Linked DNA regions of Homo sapiens: region 1 is linked to region 2. The links are chromatin loops, found by intact Hi-C in ENCODE. Cell type or tissue: OCI-LY7. All regions are shown on one strand. Each heading gives the region's core, and the rest is flanking DNA. Links, peaks and the distances in the headings are about the cores only.

Region 1 (8,682 bases), core at 3,591-8,590, 470 kb after region 2:
CAGATCAACTGTCTTTGTGAAGCATTCCACAAACTCACAGGCAGTTATTTCCCTGTATTTTGACAGCGCTTTGTACAAACCTCTGTTATATATCATCACACTGGAGAAGATGATGTTTGCTGCCTTGCTCCTAGTTTTGGACTGTGAATTCTTTTATGGCCAGAGCACATACCGGTGCTCAATACACTATTTTAAATTAATTAAATGTTAAATGGTTCTTTCTCCCAGTTTGATGTTCATTTCCATGTCCATTAGAAAGAATAAAAGGGAGGGCAAAAATACCCCACATTTTAATTTAATTTTACCACTGGCTCACATCGAGAGCAAAAGATCTGTGGTTAAGGAACTTAATACCAATTTTGAAAAAAGCAGTTTTGAAATCATTTCAATACTTGAAATTATAATCTCTGCTATGCCTGTTCCCAAACGCAGAGCTCTTAATGATGTGCGTGTATGAGCATCGCAGTCCTCGGAAGGAGACAGACCCACCTTTGACGCTGGAAGCCACAGAAGACATGTTGATAATATTGCCAGATTTCTGAGCAAGCATCTGCCAAAACAAAACAAATACAAAAAAAAAAAAATCCACTTTGTGGGCTAAAATACTACCTTTTAAAAAGATTTGCATTTTCTTAGGGTTTGCAGAATGAATTTAATTACTGTATTAGCTAGTCACATTAAGCACTATTAAGCAGTCTTAACAGTGAACCCAAAACACCTCATCAACTATTGCTGGGAAATGATGGCAATGTGACTGCACTCACTGGCATTTCCCAGGGGGATTACCACCTTCCCATGGTACAAGAATGTCAGCAAGACTACGAGTGAATGCTGACTTAAATGAAATGTGAATAAATGTTGTTATTGTGTGTTACTGATGTTGGGAAACTTACTCCATTCAACACATAATTTTTGAATACCTACTGAGGCCAGGTATTGTGCTAGGTCCAGGAGATTACTGCCTACAGGAGGCAACCAGTCTGGTTAGAGTGGCTCACATAATCCACATCCAGCCACAGCAGAGACCTCCACAGAGATCTAACAGCAGGGTGAGGGCAGAAAGGGAGCAATTCAGGCTGGGCGACACTCAGAGGGGACCTCCTGAGAAGGAAGGATATGGGCTGAATTTTGAACACTAGAGTATTAGTCAGAAAAATAAAAGAAAAGGATGTTTTGAGGAGTGGGTACACAGGTATAAAGGTTCCATCGGGAACTGGGAGGAGGGGCTGGGTCTGGCTGGAATGCAGGGTGTGGAAGCAATGAGGCTGCAGAGGTCAACAAGGGCTGAATTTAGAACCTGGGTTTTACCCTGAAGGTGATGCAGTGACACTGAAGGGTTTAAAGCAGAGAAGTGGCATGTTCAGACTTGGGGATTGCAAGGATTACTGTGGTGCCCAGAGACTAGTGGAAGCTGATGCAGGCTTCAGGAAAGAGTGATAAAGGTGGAGCTGCAGAAATGTCTATGGGTAGCTGAGGAGGAGAGGGCTGAGGCAGGATGGGCAGGACCTTGTAGATGGTTGCTGCAGGGATGGTGGGCCTCACCAATTTAGGGCAGTGTTTCCTAAGAACACCTTCTTCAGAATTCCCCCACTAAAGTGTGAATTTATTAAGATGAGGGTCTTTGGCTGTTTTGTCCTCCTAGACAGTGTACACAGTAGGCAGTCAATAAATGTTGATGAATCAGAATCTCCTGAGGTGCTAGTTTAAAACACAGATTGCTGGGCCCTGTCCTATAGCTAAATAAATATATAATAAAGAAAACTGCTATGAATTTAAAAATGTTTTCAAACTTTACTAATTATAACATGTACATAGAAGTCTCAATAGGCAGTGTAAAGGGCCAGAGAAAAAAAATGACTTCTGTTGGGACGAGTTTCTTTAGCAGCTTTTAGAAAAAGAGGTGTAGGAAAGGAAAAAGTAAATAATTGAATGGATCCAGGATTGGTGTGGCCAAGATGATTGATTTCTTAGGATATTCTTCTGACTTTGTTCTGAGATTTAGCTACTAATTGCCCCTAAAAACAGAATCTAAACTAACCCCAAGGCACTATGCTGAATGGAGTAAGTGGATACAAGGAGAGGCTGACTGTAACCCAACCAAGCTAAGGAAGACAGCAGGGGAAAAAATAATGTTTAACTTAATTGTGTGTTTTATATAATAAAGAGGATCATAATGAAATGGGGTTCTCATAAAAAGTGTCAAGAATGTTGGTCAAGTGTAATGGTGTTGAAAAGTAAGCCTTAAAATTGTTCTTTCTTATCCAATTTAGCAAATAGCATTCCCCATTTAAAATACATATAGAATACATATACCCCAATTTAATACATAAAGATGGGTTATTATGTAGGTTCAATCTCTAGTCCTCTCTAGAAATGCAATATTATCTCAGGCAAAACCTTAGAATAAAGCCACCTAAGAGACATTACATTAGTGCTGCCCCCTAACACTTGCACTATCCATTCAACCAAGTTCAACCGAGGTCCCTCTGCTGCTTCTAGAGCCCCTAGTCAGTACCTGTTCCCATGCTGCCTTCCCAGTCCAGGTCAGGAGCTGTCGTCATGGTGTCAGGCTCTCCCTGGCTCCCCATGCAATAGCCTTCTCTGGCAGGCATGACTATAAAGTCAAGTGCCTGGTACATAGTACTGCTATCTAGGATTGACCTCCCAGAAGCTTAGGTAGGGGCTAGAAATACCCCTTAAGAGTCCCTGGAGCTGTATCTAGTTAGTCTTACTCTGACCCAGCCCTTCTGTCTCCATTGGCCAGAGCTCAGCCCCTAACCCTGGTGGAACCTGGCCACTTGGGTCTCCAGTGGTTCCTGCTGGACTAACAACCTTGATTCATTTATTTATTTGACAAATGTTTGTGGAGCACCTCTATACGCTGAAGACTCTTCTAAGACACAGCAAGGTGGGGGAAAAAAGCAAGCAAACAAACCAACCCAAATAACAAAGATATCCCCAAATCTTTGCCCTAATGGATCTTCTCTTCTGGTGGAGCCTGGATTCTGCATTGACCTCTTCTTAAAGTATTTTCAACTTGTTCTCTGCCTTTTGACTGATCTTCCAGTCTTGGAATGCTTTCCTGTGTATCTATCCATGAATAAAAATTTCCTATGAGTGTTCCTATGTTCTGACCAGCTGACCTTCCAGAGCTGCCTAGACTCCAAATCCTAGCTTCCCCTGGAAAGTTCTAACATGGGATATGTGTGTCATAGTTAATGATACAGAGGATCATAGATAATTATGGCTGGAAGTGATTGTGTAACCTATCATCCTCATTTTTTAGCTAAAAGAAATATGTACTGAGAGGGTACAAGTGCCATCTCTATGGCACATGGCCAATTAGGGGCAGGGCGCAGACTGCACCTAAGGACTTCTGATGATAGAGTCCAAGACCAGGATTCGATTTTGTCAAGGTCACTTTAAACAAGAGGCACTAATACCATATTCCTGCCATTAACATCTCTTGGGATTTTTTTTTAAACAAATCTGTGTTTTTGGCCCACATGGATAATTGTTAAGATATTGTAAATCACAAGCAAACTCACTAGTTTGCAAGTTAATGTTTGTATATTTTAAAAATTAACACAAGTTTACATTTCAGCTCCACTGTACTCCACACCTACTTCCTTTACTAAAATTTGTAAAGCATTTTAGAGCCTGGTTTTGCAAATGAGTCTCATGCATGTGCAACAGTCTTACCCACGATGACCTAAGCTTTCCTCCTATACCACAGTCTCTGCTCTACCCCTGTAACCTATGCAAAGGATCTGTCTTCAAAAATACATTCGTGTTCCAAATACTATAGTTTCTCATAAACTCCAAATAGGCTAAAAAATCAACTTACATTAAAAAAAACAATTTGTTATAAAAATTTGCTAGTTCAACATTCTGTGGACCCACCCAAAAATCCCTTCTAAGCACTAAACAAGTAGATTTTTCAAAGTCCCTTCATTACTAAGTCAGTTTCTCTAATTTTCCTGTTAATGTTCATCTGGAACCTTCTTAACATTAGGTTGAATATTCAGAGTAGAATATCAGCCCTGCTGTGCCATTAACAAAGCTCTTCTCCTGCCCAGACATGGACAGGACATCAAATCCAGCTGGGATGGAAGGGAAAAGTTGTTCTTCTGCATTTCACTAGGTTCAATTTACAACCTTGAGTTGAGCTGGCTCTGTACCCAGTCAACCCCTTTCATTGTCTCAGCCTGCACTGTCTGCTACTACTGGTTTATAAGCTCATTTGAAATCAGGGATGTACGCTGCTCATGTTTATACTCCCCTAGAACACTTTATATAGTGATTTATACCAAGAGGTACTTAATGCTAGTTTATAAAATAAAATTTTAAACATTGATGCGTTGTGTGAAGGCTTGAGAATTCAAGGAGGAATGCTGTCTTGAGCACACACTGTCTCTCACCTGCCCAGTACCACTGTGGTTCAGATCAAAACAAGAGCGAAGGGAGAAGCTTCAGGGCAGAGAAAAGCAATGGGGTACATCCCTCTTGAGAGTGTGAGCCTAGACTGAAATTCACGAAGGGGCTCAACGTCCAGGCTTCAAATCTTGGTTCTAACCATGTGCTAGTTGGGTGACCTTGAGCAAGTTGTCTGAACTCTCAGTTTCATCTTCTGAACAATGGATGAGATAATAGTATCTACCTCATACGATCATTCCAGTCTCGTGTGCCTCCCTGCTGTTACCTCTGCCTGGAATCATCTCCCAAGGTACCTGAATGATCAGCTGTCTCACTTCTTGGACTGCTATGCCAGTTTCACCTTTGCGGTGGAGTCCAGAGGGGCCGCATTGATATCCTAGCTTCTTTCTCTTCATTATATTTAAAACCACGCCACATATTCTATGTCTATTTGATTACTAATTGTCCCATCTCACCCCCAATAATGGAACCTGCCTTATAGAAGGCACTTTGTTTAGTTCACTTATGTGTCTTCTGTGCCTAGAATGGAGCCTGGCATGTGGAAAGTGCTTAATAAATATTCCTTGAGTGGATGAGCTGGAAGGTTAAATAGATTAATTTATGTGAAATGCCTTGATATAAATGTTCAATGCAAGTTAATCATTGTGTTAGTTATTATCACTCTTCAGCACATGTGGGAATCCCTTCTGTGTGCCCAGTACAGAGACCTAATGTGGTGCTTATCCTGGTGGTGGTGGTGGTGGTCTTACTTTAGGAAGGAATGCCTTGATCATCAGGTACATGCTGCGCACATTGAGATTCATCGAGAAGTCCCAGTCTTTCTCCTCACAATCCAGGACAGTTCCATGATGGACAAAACTAGAAGAGTGATTAAACAATGGAAGAATAACTGCCATTAAAATTTTTCTATTCCATCTGCTGATTATTTTTATTGTCACTTAGTGACTTAGACCACTGTCTCTTTCCCTTATCAAGACTTTAAACAATTCATAGTATCACTTAGTATATTATATTAGTAAGAATCCCAACAACTTAAGCTAGAAATGTCATCTGAAAACAAGATCCTTGTTTTCCAAACAAAAGTATGGTCACCGAACATAAGAAGCTTTATATTAATTGTGCTGGAAACATCAATGCCATTAAAAACAAACAACAAATAAAGGCGAACAGGGCTAGGCATGGTAGCACACACCTGCAGCCTCAGCTACTTTGAAGGCTGAGGCAAGAGGACCACTTGAGCCCAGGAGTTTTAGGATGCAGTGAGCTATGATCATTCCACTGCCCTCTAGCCTGGGGAACCAAGACAAACCCTGTTTCAGAAAAAAAAAAGAGAGAGAGAAAAAACATCTGCCCTATTTGCCTATGTGATTCCTATTTCAAGAGCAACAGTGCCCTCAGGTGGCACAGATTTAGAATTCTCAAGGGAAATCAAAATTGCAAGGAAAACAAGTGTCTGAACATCTCAGAGCAGCAAAGTGATACTGCTAGTGTTCTAACATACTGAGAGATGTTAGTTTGTTGTAAGAGAGACGTTAAGGCAGAACAAAACAAACCCGTAAAGTAGCTTTCACTATTTTTCAAGTTACGTTTTCTGAGGGAAGCTTCCAAAACACTGGAACCCTTACTGATTTGGTCCTCTGGACCCAAATTATGTAATTCATTATAAAATATTGTTGGCTGTGACTTCCATGTACCAAAGCTCTGCTATTTCAGTCAGAATGTCAGTTTCATGACAGCAGGAACCACATGATTATTTCTACATCCCCTACATGGCTGAAAATTTAATAGATGCTCAGAAACTAACTTTGCTAACTATTTGTTTCATGTTTCTGGGTGTATTCTTACATGAGGATGGAAGACTATTTATAAAATAGATGATCAGAAATTATTGCTTTAATTTAACTTCCATACATTGTAACACATAATACAGCTTTGTATCAGTACCATCTGTCTTGAGTAGACCTCATTTGCCCCAGATCATGTCAAACTCTAAGGCTGTCTTACCTGCTGAATTTTATGTGTAATGAAAATGCTGTGTAAAATCTAGCCATATTTCCCAAGGAATATGTCATGGTTCACAATGAATGATTTTGCCACATTATGAAAATTCTTTGAATGAAAGTCATAGAAAACTTTCTGTAAGGAAAGTGAAACTAAAAAGTTATGAATTACCCAGCAACATTAAAGAGAACATCAAGTCTCTCAACTTCATTGGCAAACTGATCAATTTGTTTCTTCTTTGTGACATCAAGGACACGAGTTTGAATACCTGAAAAATAAAACAAGAGGCACTATTCCTAAAAATGTTTAGCCTTGAAGGTTTAGCTGTTTTGAAGTGTGAAGTGTGAAGATTGCAACATCTATCCAGCTAGGCTTCATAGATTGCTGACCTTCTTACTAGGGTCTTAAGAATCTTCAGAGTCTCATTAGTAAACTTAAAGTCCATCTTGACTCCTCCAATAACCCATCCGTCCCTCTTCCTTCCTCTCTGTCCATTTTCCAAGTTGAATAATAAGGGTCCTTTCTGAGCAATGGCTTTATAGTAAAGAATGACTGGTGTACATTAGATGTTTCTCAGTAAGCCAGCAGTAATAACTGAAAATGGGCTCATTTGAAGTTCTTACAAACTTCAAACATTAATTTTCTCCTCTTTGCAGCTTTTCTCTTAATTTTCTCTTCTTTGAGGTATAATTGAGAAATAAAAATTGCATATATTCAAGATGTCCTTCCCCTATCCTTCCCCTGCCAGAGACTGGGTTGCTGGTACCTATACAGTAATCAGAATTTTGTCTGAGTGAGGGGTGGAGAAGAGCAAGTGTTCTGGAATAAGAGACTGTTTCTATTTGTGAGCTTCCCCTTTATGTCATTTCCATTATTTATTAGAAATGACTCTGTTAGTCAAGGGTATCCAGTCAAATACATGTATTTCTGGACTAAACTGCAAGGAGAAGAAATGAGAGGGTCAGAAGAAGGGATGACACCCTTGAAGGCTAGACATGAGAGATCTGGCATGGCGGGCACCTGAGAGATACACACTGCACTAGTTGCTGAGAAACTCCAAACAGTGTCTAACAAAAGCAGCAGTCATCATTATAAATATATACACATATTATTTATAATGTGCATAATATATATTATAACATATAGTAATATAATTTATAATATATACAATGTATTAATATGTATACATATAATATATAATAATATATGAATAATACATATAATATATAGTAATATAATTTATAATATATACAATGTATTAATATGTATATGTATAATATATAATAATATATGTATAATACATATAATATATAATTATCTATAATGTGTATTATATTTTATAATTTATAATATATTATAAATAATATGTATATGGTTTATTTTGGGGGAATATAGAAATAAAAGATTCATAAAGAAAGGGAAGACTTGAAATTTTGTTTCAGAAACATTTCCTTATCTTTGTGCTTCCCCAGTGCAGCAGCTTTACTTTGACTTGTTTGAATTATAATTCAACATATTCCAATTCAATTAACTAATTCAAGGAACTAATTGCTGTTTGATTATGTAACCTGTTCTATTTTGCTGTAAGGGTTACCTTTCATATAGGTTCTCTGTTCTGATTTCTTTGGGTAAACTGCAATTAAAATCCTTTGGTGTTGGAGTTTGGTTCAGTGGGGTGAAGAAGTGGTGGTACACACCTAATAATCTGGGTACTCTCTTAGGGTTTCTCATGATGATGTGTGATTTTAGAGCTAAGCTGTCTCCAGCCACATGTGGCTACTGAGCACCTGAAATGCAGCTAGTCTGAAATGAAATGTGCTGCAAGTGTAAAATACACATGAATTTTAAAGATTTAGTATGAAAATATTGAGACGTTGGTCAAAGGGTACACTCTTGCAGTTATAAGACTTAATATACAGTACAGTGACTATAGTTATTAATAATGTATTGTATACTTGAAATTTGCTAAGAGGGTAGATCCTAGGTATTCTTAGCACACACATACATACACACAGAGGTAACTAAATGAGGTAATGGATATGTTAATTAGCTTGACTGTGATAATCATTTCACAAGGTATTTTACAACATATATGAAAACATCATGTTGAACATCTTGAATATATGCAATTTTTATTTCTCAATTATACCTCAAAGAAGAGAAAATTAAGAGAAAAGCTGCAAAGAGGAGAAAATTAATGTTTGAAGTTTGTAAGAAACTTCTAATAATTTAAATAAAAAATTT
Region 2 (8,682 bases), core at 2,390-7,389:
TCTGTGAAAGTATCTTTCATATTGTACCAGCAGATGGAGATAAACCAAAAGGAATGCAGGAGATCAGGTGGAAAGCTATAATGGGCCTGAAATAAACCTTCCCAGAAAGCTTGTGTCACAGCAGGAGGCCATTTAAAAATAGCTTCCTCAGAACTTCAGTCATTTTTGAGGTTTCTATACTCTGCAGGCATAACCCAGACTTTTTCAGGATCAGCGGTCTTTCTTTTCAGCAGAACGAAGCCCTGCTGCTGCTCATTTACCTATCTGCGTCTTCTGAAGTAGCTGAATGTGGCACAGACGTTCCTGGTCACCACTATGGAATGCAGCTGCACAAACTGGACTTTGTACATTTTAACAGGAAAAAAGGAGGAGGGGAAAGATCCAGCCAGCATGGAGCATTTATTACATGCCAGCCCTTTTGGATTAATAATTTCTAATGATAATTCTCAAGACACCCCTATTAGGTATATATTTAACCCCAGTTTATAAAAAGGAAATGAATGATCTGAAGTTATTAAATAACTCGCCCCAGATTCAAATGCCGGCCCATCTGATTCCAAAGACTATTCTTTAGTGAGGTTTGCAGTCCTTTGACAAAAACATGCTTTATTTAAAAGAGAAAGAAAAATGCATACAGTCCTGTACAAAGATGATGGAGTCGTCACGTACCCAACCAAAATGCAAAATGAACCCAAAGTATAACTAAGAGGACATATTGCTTGGAGACTTGATTTTCCCCCTAATAAAAGGCAAGGATGCCTTAAATATGAATTATTCATTGACTGGAAGTTATTGCATTTCTTTCAGCCTCCTATTTTGTGCTTTTGGGGGAAATTCTGTTTCTGACTTGTGCTTCCCCAGGGAATGGACATGGGAGGCACAGGAGTCAAAAGAGGATGAAACTAAAATTCTGTTTATTTTCTTGAAGATCACAGAACTTGGGGTTGGTTAAGATCTTAAAGATCACCTTCCTAAACTATCCAAGTTTTTCTGAATGCCTACAAAGTGAGAGTGTCTCTTCTCCATTGGCCTCACTGTGGCTGGCTGCTTCATGTAAATACCAATCCTAGAGACTACAAGTTCCTGTCCATTGGTTTTCCAGGTTTGTCATTTGGTTTTGGAATTGGGGGAGACACTGAGGAGAGGCTTGAAATTAAATGGATCTCCTTCAATTACCATGGATTTCATTATGTCCACAATAGCCTTTTTCTGTTACCCTGGACAAATGAATAGTTCCACAAGTTGTTCAAGCTTCTTAAGATGAAAGGGAGGAAGGGGCTGAGATAGCATCATCTTACTTCTGTCAACTAGCTTTTCCACGTTGATACCTCTTTCCAAAGTGATTATTTCATTGAACTATCACAAGAGTCTTCAAAGAATAAAGATATGTGTTCAATCAAGATTTCTTGGGCATCTGTTGCTTGCCAGGCACTACAATGGGTGGTCATGGGGAAACTGAGACACATGAGAGGCATGACTGCAGGATCACTTGACTCCAGTAACAACACTGCAGCAGGGTCAGGGGTGAGTAGTGTCTCTCTTCCACTTAGCCACACATGGATCCAGGCTGACAGTCATTCTTCCTCCAACGCTTGGCTCCTAAGGTCTTGCTAGGGGCGATAGCCCCAGTCAGCCAGGAGAAAAATGTTGAGAGAAGTATGTGAGGGAGTTTTGAATGTGTCACCTCCTCTCATGTTGTGCTGGAGAAAAACTTCAGTCCCTTGGTCACACTAAGAGCAGTGAAGATAGAAGGGTGGTCTACTTCTGTTCCCAGTATTAAGAGAGCTGTTGATTTTGGAACAGGTCACAGCCTTTGGCACAGGTAATAATCCCTTCACTGAGGGAGGCTGAGCCATAAGGTTCTTTCTAGTTGCAACTTGTATGCAGATATTCACTCTGAAAGTCACCTGCAATCATGGTAAATGGCCATCACTAAAGGCAAGATCATTTCGTAGGATTAAGCATGAAGATTGCATTGTAAGCACAAAGTCACAGTTTTTCTTAAGGAAATCCTCAGAGATGATCAAGGATATGAGGGCAGGTAGGCTGGGGAAGAGGTATAGCAGCTATATCTTGTTGCCCTCGCACTGATTCACAGAGATCTCTGCTCTCCAACCTCTATGCTCCGTAGTTCCTTAAACGCTGCACAAGAAGTCCTGGGCTTGTAGACACCACAGTTAGCGTTCAAGAGGCCCTGGCCCTTTAAGATCCTACCCAAAAGAAAGGGACAAGCAAGTTTATCTTAGTTGTGTTCTGCAGAAAGCTGGAAAGACCTTGGCTCCCATTTTCTCAGATAAATTGGAAAGGAGCAGAAATTGGTTCTTGTGGAAATAATATTCTCTTCAGGCCAGAAGGATAGCAGATGAAACAAATTCTTGAAAACTTTTCTCCCAGGATTCCTTCTTGGGATCCAGGAAGCAGAGCTGGTGATGAAGATAGTGAGATGGAACCCTGAGGACTATGTTGGGGACACATCAGATCAGGGAAGGCTGTAAGTCGATGCCCAGTAGCAGACAACCAGGTTACTAGGTCTGTTCCCTGGCGAAAAGAGATCGATATTTTCTTCATTTCAAAACTGTTTCGCAGTTCCCTTTTTCCTTTTCCTAAAGCAATAATGCACAACTTATTTTTTGGCTTTAAAAAATTGAATGAAAAACTTCATGTCGTGGGTTTTTTTTTTTTTTACATTTCCAGCATCCCTTTTTATCACCTTATTCAAATGCAAATGTTCAAAAGTCTTTTGAAATAATTTTTTTCTGTAATTTTGAAAAAAATTCGCAAAATAAAAAACTTTAAATGTAAATGTTTTCATTTAGAAAATATTTTCAAGTACTGACTGTCATAGCAGCCTGAGAGGTGAACAGGGAGGGGTTTGAATTCCTGCCATTGTCCACAGGACAGAGTTGCTGATGTGCTGGAAGGCCCCTGGTCTAATGTAAAGAGCAAAGGCTGGGCCGGGACTCAGTCTTCAATCCCCATACTGTGCTCCTTGGCTTCACGCTGCAGCAGTGCGTCACGGAACACACAACTGTTTCAAAGGGGTGGGTCATGCCCAGGAAAGGGAAGAAGCTTGCCAACAGGGGGCTCTGAAGTATTATCCAAGGGTGGCCAAACAGCAGGAAGCCAGCATTCCCTCAACAAATGAACTCAGCTCCAGCACACATGATGCTTGGCACCGGTCCCCAAGAACAGGCCCAGGAAGAGGCCTTGAGTCCATGCTGACTTTCTTCCTCCTACCCACTCCTTCCAGCCCCACTCCTTTTGCTTTGGGGCCCTCAGAAGCTTTTTTTCTCCACCACTTGCTTCTTTCTGCCACTTCTTTGTGTCCCTTCACCTTCCCTCAACAATTCAAGCCAGGACCCCCAAAAAGCTATCCATGGGCCACCCACATTAATGCAGAATCCTGCCTCCCAGCTGAAGCAAAGCCTGGCCTAGGGAGGCCAAAGGGATCAGAAATGACATCCCCGTAAAGACCCATCGTAATCCCACAGACAGGTCCTGCTACAGGAGCAGGGCTGCCAAAAAGCAACATTCTTGTTCTCTTCCTTTAGGTCCTGAAGCTCCTGCCCCTCCACCACTGCTGCCAGCGACCACAGTAGCAGGGGGAATTTTACCTCCCCAGTATATGGAGACCATATATGCTCAGGAAGTGCATATATGCTCACAGATGAGCAAACCTCTCAGGCCTGATTGATGCAAGCAGTCCTTAGCATTCTTCTCCATCCCAGTTTTGATCTGGGAAGGTCAAAGCCACCATTTGGCCCCGCCTTCCTTTACTGCCTAGCCAAATGCACATCTTGAATGATGAGCAACATATGCACACAGCGTGTGGGCCAAGGACGATTTTGGTCCCTCCACCAGCAGAATGTAATTCCTTTCCCCAAATCACGCCCATAGCTCACAGTTTTGGCCCTTTCCTGATTGTTTTGTTACTAAGCCTTTAAATAGCTCATCTGACTTCTCCTCTGTCAATCATCTATTCAGGAGGCTTGGTACCAAGTTTTCATAGATCCATAGTAAGTAAATTTGAATTAAAAAGCATTTATATGCCACACTTTTGCCAAGGTAGCAACAGTGGATGGAAATGAAATACACATGCTTCTCCACTTACAATGGGGTTATGTCCTGATAAACCCATTATAAGTCAAAAGTGCACTTAATACCTTGATAAACCCATCATAAAGTCAAAAAGTCATAAAATCGTAAGTCAAACCATTGTTAAGTCTGGGACCTGTCTGTAACCAAAAGACAGGCAGAAAGTAGACAAATTTGCTCTGTGGATCTGAACCTTGTGATCCAGCTATGCTGGTGCTCAGCCTTTATTAGCCCTGGATCCATGGAAGAAACCAGAGCTCAGCAAACAGAGACGCCCTTTGGGTTCCTTCTTTCTCCTTCCACCCTTCCTCCTCACCTCCCTCCTTCCTCTTTCTCCCTTTCTCTCTCCCTGTGTCTATCTCTTCTCTCTCCTTTCCTTTCTCTCCTTTTCTCATTGTCTTCCTTTCTCTCCCTTCTACTTTTCTCTCTCCCCTCCGCTTTCTCTTTCTCTCTTTTCTCTCTCTCTTCCTTTCTCTTTCTCTCTCACCATTTCTTTCCTTTTCTCTCTCATTCTTCTTCTCTCCCTTCCTTTTTCCTTTCTCTTTCTCTCCTAGTCTCTTTCTCTCAACTCTTCTCTTTCTCTTTCTTTTTCTCTTTCTCTTTTTCTCTTTCTCCCACCTCTTTCCCCCTTCATCCCTCCCTTCTTTTCTTTCTCTTTATTTCCTTCTTTAAGGTACTTTCACATTCATGCATTCCTCTGGGGCACTGGCATCCAACTCCCTGAAGCCCAGAAGGTGAGGGGTTTGGGGAGCAGCCCTGCAAGTGTTTCCTTAGGCTCCCCTCGCCTCGCTGAAGGCAGCAAATGCCCTGTACTCTGGGGAAGCCTCCAGGAAGCCAGCACCCTGGCCCAGGGCAGTCCCTTCTGCACACCACTAGCCTCATTTCCTGAGCACAAGAGGCCTCTGCTGGAAGAAGCAGAACTTTGCACAATCATCCAACAGCTGGCTTGCCTATTGCTACTCAATTTTATTTTATTTTATTTTATTTTATTTTATTTTATTTTATTTTATTTTATTTTATTGCTTCTGTAAAATTGGAAAAACCTTACCAAAAAAAAGGAATTAGAAATTTCTTCAGCTTTCTGCCTGGATTTTTCTCCTTCAACTCAGTTCATGAAGCCTGTTGATTATTTTCCCTCAGTACAGAAGGCTTAAGTTGCTCTTTCCTTTTAGCAAGCGGAATCAAAGATTCTTAGGCCTGAACACTTCAGCCACCACCAGCCTTATCCTTTGAGGGATGATATTGATAAACCAACATTTATTGCATTTACTACATTTATATCTTTATTTTATTTAATCCTCACAGGAACACTGTGAGATAGTTATTACCATTAATCTCAACTTCAAGATAAGGAAACTGAGGCTTAGAGGTTAAGTGATTGGTCCAAGGCCAGTACCGGGAGGTTCAGTATCAGAGCATGAGCCCATAGCCCTTGCACCACATGCAGTCTTCACACTTACACACGCACGTGCATGCACACACAATTTGGATCTTTGACAAGGCAAAATTTCATTCATGTTTGTAAGTTGACTAGTTAAAAATCTTTTCATTCCAATACCAAAAATATGGGTAGGGAAGCATGCCAGTCACCCACTTTGGCTTGAGAGCTCATTGTAAAAGAGCAGGGGCCCTTCCTTCACCCACTTTGGCAATTTTTTTTTTTTTTTTGAGATGGAGTCTCGCTCTGTCGCCCAGGCTGGAGTGCAGTGGCGCCATCTCGGCTCATTGCAAGCTCCGCCTCCCGGGTTCACGCCATTCTCCTGCCTCAGCCTCCCGAGTAGCTGGGACTACAGGAGCCCGCCACCACGCACGGCTAATTTTTTGTATTTTTAGTAGAGACGAGGTTTCACCCTGTTAGCCAGGATGGTCTCGATCTCCTGACCTGATGATCCACCCGCCTCGGCCTCCCAAAGTGCAGGGATTACAGGCGTGAGTCACCGCTCCCAGCCCACTTCAGCAAATTATGTCCCCAACAGCCTTCCTCACTAGAGGCACCACTGCCACTGCAGCATCCCAGCACAAGGAAGTAGGTGACGCATCTCCCAACAGGACACCCAGGTGCCCACACTGCCCTCTCCAAGGCCCAGATATGTTTGACCTCAAAGACCCATGTCTTTATCCACGAGGATGCTTTTAATGATAAAATGAGAATGCCTGACTATAAGTGGGCTAAACAAATAAGGGCTTTAAAAAATACCATTACAAGATCAGCGATAGATACATCGATATTTTACATGGAATCTTTCCCTTTTTAAATGTTAGCATGTAATTCAACTTTTTAAAACACAGTCTAGACCATGACCTGCTGGTCAAATATGACCTAAATCTTCAGGATGACAAGGCAGGGTGCGGGGGGATCCAGGTCCTACCTGCTCCTCTCCCAGGCTCACTGCTGCCCCCGACACCTCCAGCTCTCCTGTCTGATGCTGTTCACAGCCACCACCCAATGCCTGCACACGTTCAGTTCTGCCCACCTCCCTAGATTTCTTCTGATGGCTTCACACAGAGGCAATGATGATTGTAATAGCTCACATTTGGTGGATAGTTATCATGTGCTATCAATAATCTGTGCATTATCTCCTTTATACCTCACAATTAACCTATGAAGCAGATACTGTTGTTATTGTTCCCATGTTTAAAGAAACTAAGGCACAGAAAGACTCAGTAGCCTGTATCCAATGAAGAACAGCCTGCTACTGGTGGATCTGGGACTGAAACACAAGTAAGTCCGATTTCAACGCCCACACCTTTAACTGCTGTATCAATTAGGATGCTTTGGGTTGTAAAATCAGAACACCTGACTACAAGATTAAACAATTAAGCCTTTATTTTTTACCACATTATAATAAGACCACAGTTAGATGGTTGCAGGGTTAATTTAGCAGCTAAACATCTCTGACACCCCCTGTCAAATATGTTTCTTTAAGATCACCAAAAAAAGGCTGCAGCAGCTCCAAGTGTCAGGCCCTCAAATAGCTTCTCAATTTTACCCAACAGCAGAGGGTTTTGCCTCAGGTCTATCCCTTATCAGGCAGGGAAACCTTCCCCCAGAAACCCCACATTAGACATCAACTTATGATTCATTCTTGAAATGTGTCATGGGCCTAACCCTACATCAATCACTGGCAATGGAGACTAGGATTAGAATAACAAATTATGATTCAGTCTCTGAGGCTGGACATGGCCACCTCTATTAGCAGAGAGGAGGAAGATCTGGCTGTGAGGTGGCCAGCCAACACTGTCTGCTCCAACTACTGGCAGTGGTCCAATAAATTTTACAAAACCAACAAAAAGTAACAGGAACAGAATCAGAACAAGGGGGTTGTTCCCACCTAAATTATGAGGCAGGGATGAGTGCTAGTTCTCAAACAGAAATTTTCGTGAGCCAGAATGTCTCATTTCCTGAGAGTTGTAGGTAACTTAGGTGTTACTATAATCATGTGTACTTGATCACTGCATAGCATGATGTGGCACACAGGGGAGCTCAATAAATCTTGTTTAAAGACAGAGACCAACCTAAGGGGTTAAGCAAACTTTTCTTTCATGGCAGGATTCAGTAACCCGTGTCTACAGAAATAAGGAGAGATATTTATAAGGAGAGATATTTATAAAACACGAAACAGTGATGCATTGGTCTTATCTTTGCTAAGTTCATTCACTGTTTGGCCCCACACAAGGACTTAAAGATGTCTTGGCAGGTTAGTTCACCCCCAGCTTGTAGATCACAGGCTCAGAGCCCCAACTACATAACCAGCTGATTTTGTGCTTTTCTTTCCTTATGTATTAATTACAATGAAGGTCTTTAAAGACTCATTTCTCAACTGAAATTTTTTCACTTATTTTTTACCATATACTTTCCAAAAAGCTTCCCTGAAGTATTGAACAAGATGGTGCCTTATCTAACATTGCTCCCCTGTCGCCATCACATTAACCTTAAGGACTTATCGCCAGCTGGAATTGCCTCGTTCGCTGGTTTAATGATCCATGAGAACTAGGACTTGTCTGCCTTTTTCATTGCCATACCCCCAGTGACAAGGACAATACCTGCCCAGAGTGGTCTGCAGTACATGCTTGATAAATGAATGAATAAATCCTTAAGTTAAACAGTGTCTAGGGGCAGAATATAAACATGTCTTAAGACAACACCGGTTTTGCCAGTGATTTTAAGGTTTTGTATGCTACTCTGGTTCATGCCTCTGATAAATCAATTAGAAAACAAGAATTCTCCCATTCACTTGAAAATATTACTGTCTTTTCTGCATAACCCTTTTAATTGCATGTGCTTATTGAATTAATAAGATTGCATTCAGTCAAGGCAGACTCTGGGGATGTTTTCAAATGCTTTGAATTTCCCACACAGACAATGCCTACCTGCTTTTCTCCCTAAATCTTACCAAGCTGGGGAATAAGTTTCATATCTGAGAGCCAGAGGTAGCCCAAGAGAATATTCTTTCTATCTCAGGTCTTTGTCACTTTAGGAATGTTAGGGAAACATATCTTTATTTCTCCTGCACTCCAGTTCACCTTCATTCCAACAGAGAACAAAATCTTTCTATTTATTTTCCAAGTGACTTCTCATGGTGTGAA

The links. Peaks named below come from ENCODE experiments on the same cell type or tissue, not always from the same donor. Only the 100,000 strongest peaks of a DNase experiment are listed, where the experiment ranks them.
Region 1: a loop joins it to region 2, with 5 times the contacts of the local background. A loop is called at or near these places in 74 of 110 quality-filtered maps.

The regions. Positions count from the first base shown.
Region 1 is chr4:103,085,991-103,094,672 of GRCh38, forward strand. BDH2 (3-hydroxybutyrate dehydrogenase 2) reads right to left here. Exons shown (of 10, transcript NM_020139.4): 4 at 6,610-6,706; 5 at 5,187-5,295; 6 at 490-550. Among named protein-coding and RNA genes, the nearest start is that of BDH2, 9.5 kb to the right of the region's middle. In OCI-LY7, for the core only: CTCF peaks have their summits at 5,832 (motif pointing left) and 6,041; a DNase peak (open chromatin) is centred at 5,821; H3K4me3 peaks cover 680 bases; H3K27ac peaks cover 544 bases.
Region 2 is chr4:102,620,781-102,629,462 of GRCh38, forward strand. It overlaps LOC105377347 (a long non-coding RNA gene), which reads right to left and starts at 322. Exons shown (of 2, transcript XR_007058205.1): 1 at 261-322. In OCI-LY7, for the core only: CTCF peaks have their summits at 3,082 (motif pointing right), 4,993 and 5,195; a DNase peak (open chromatin) is centred at 4,961.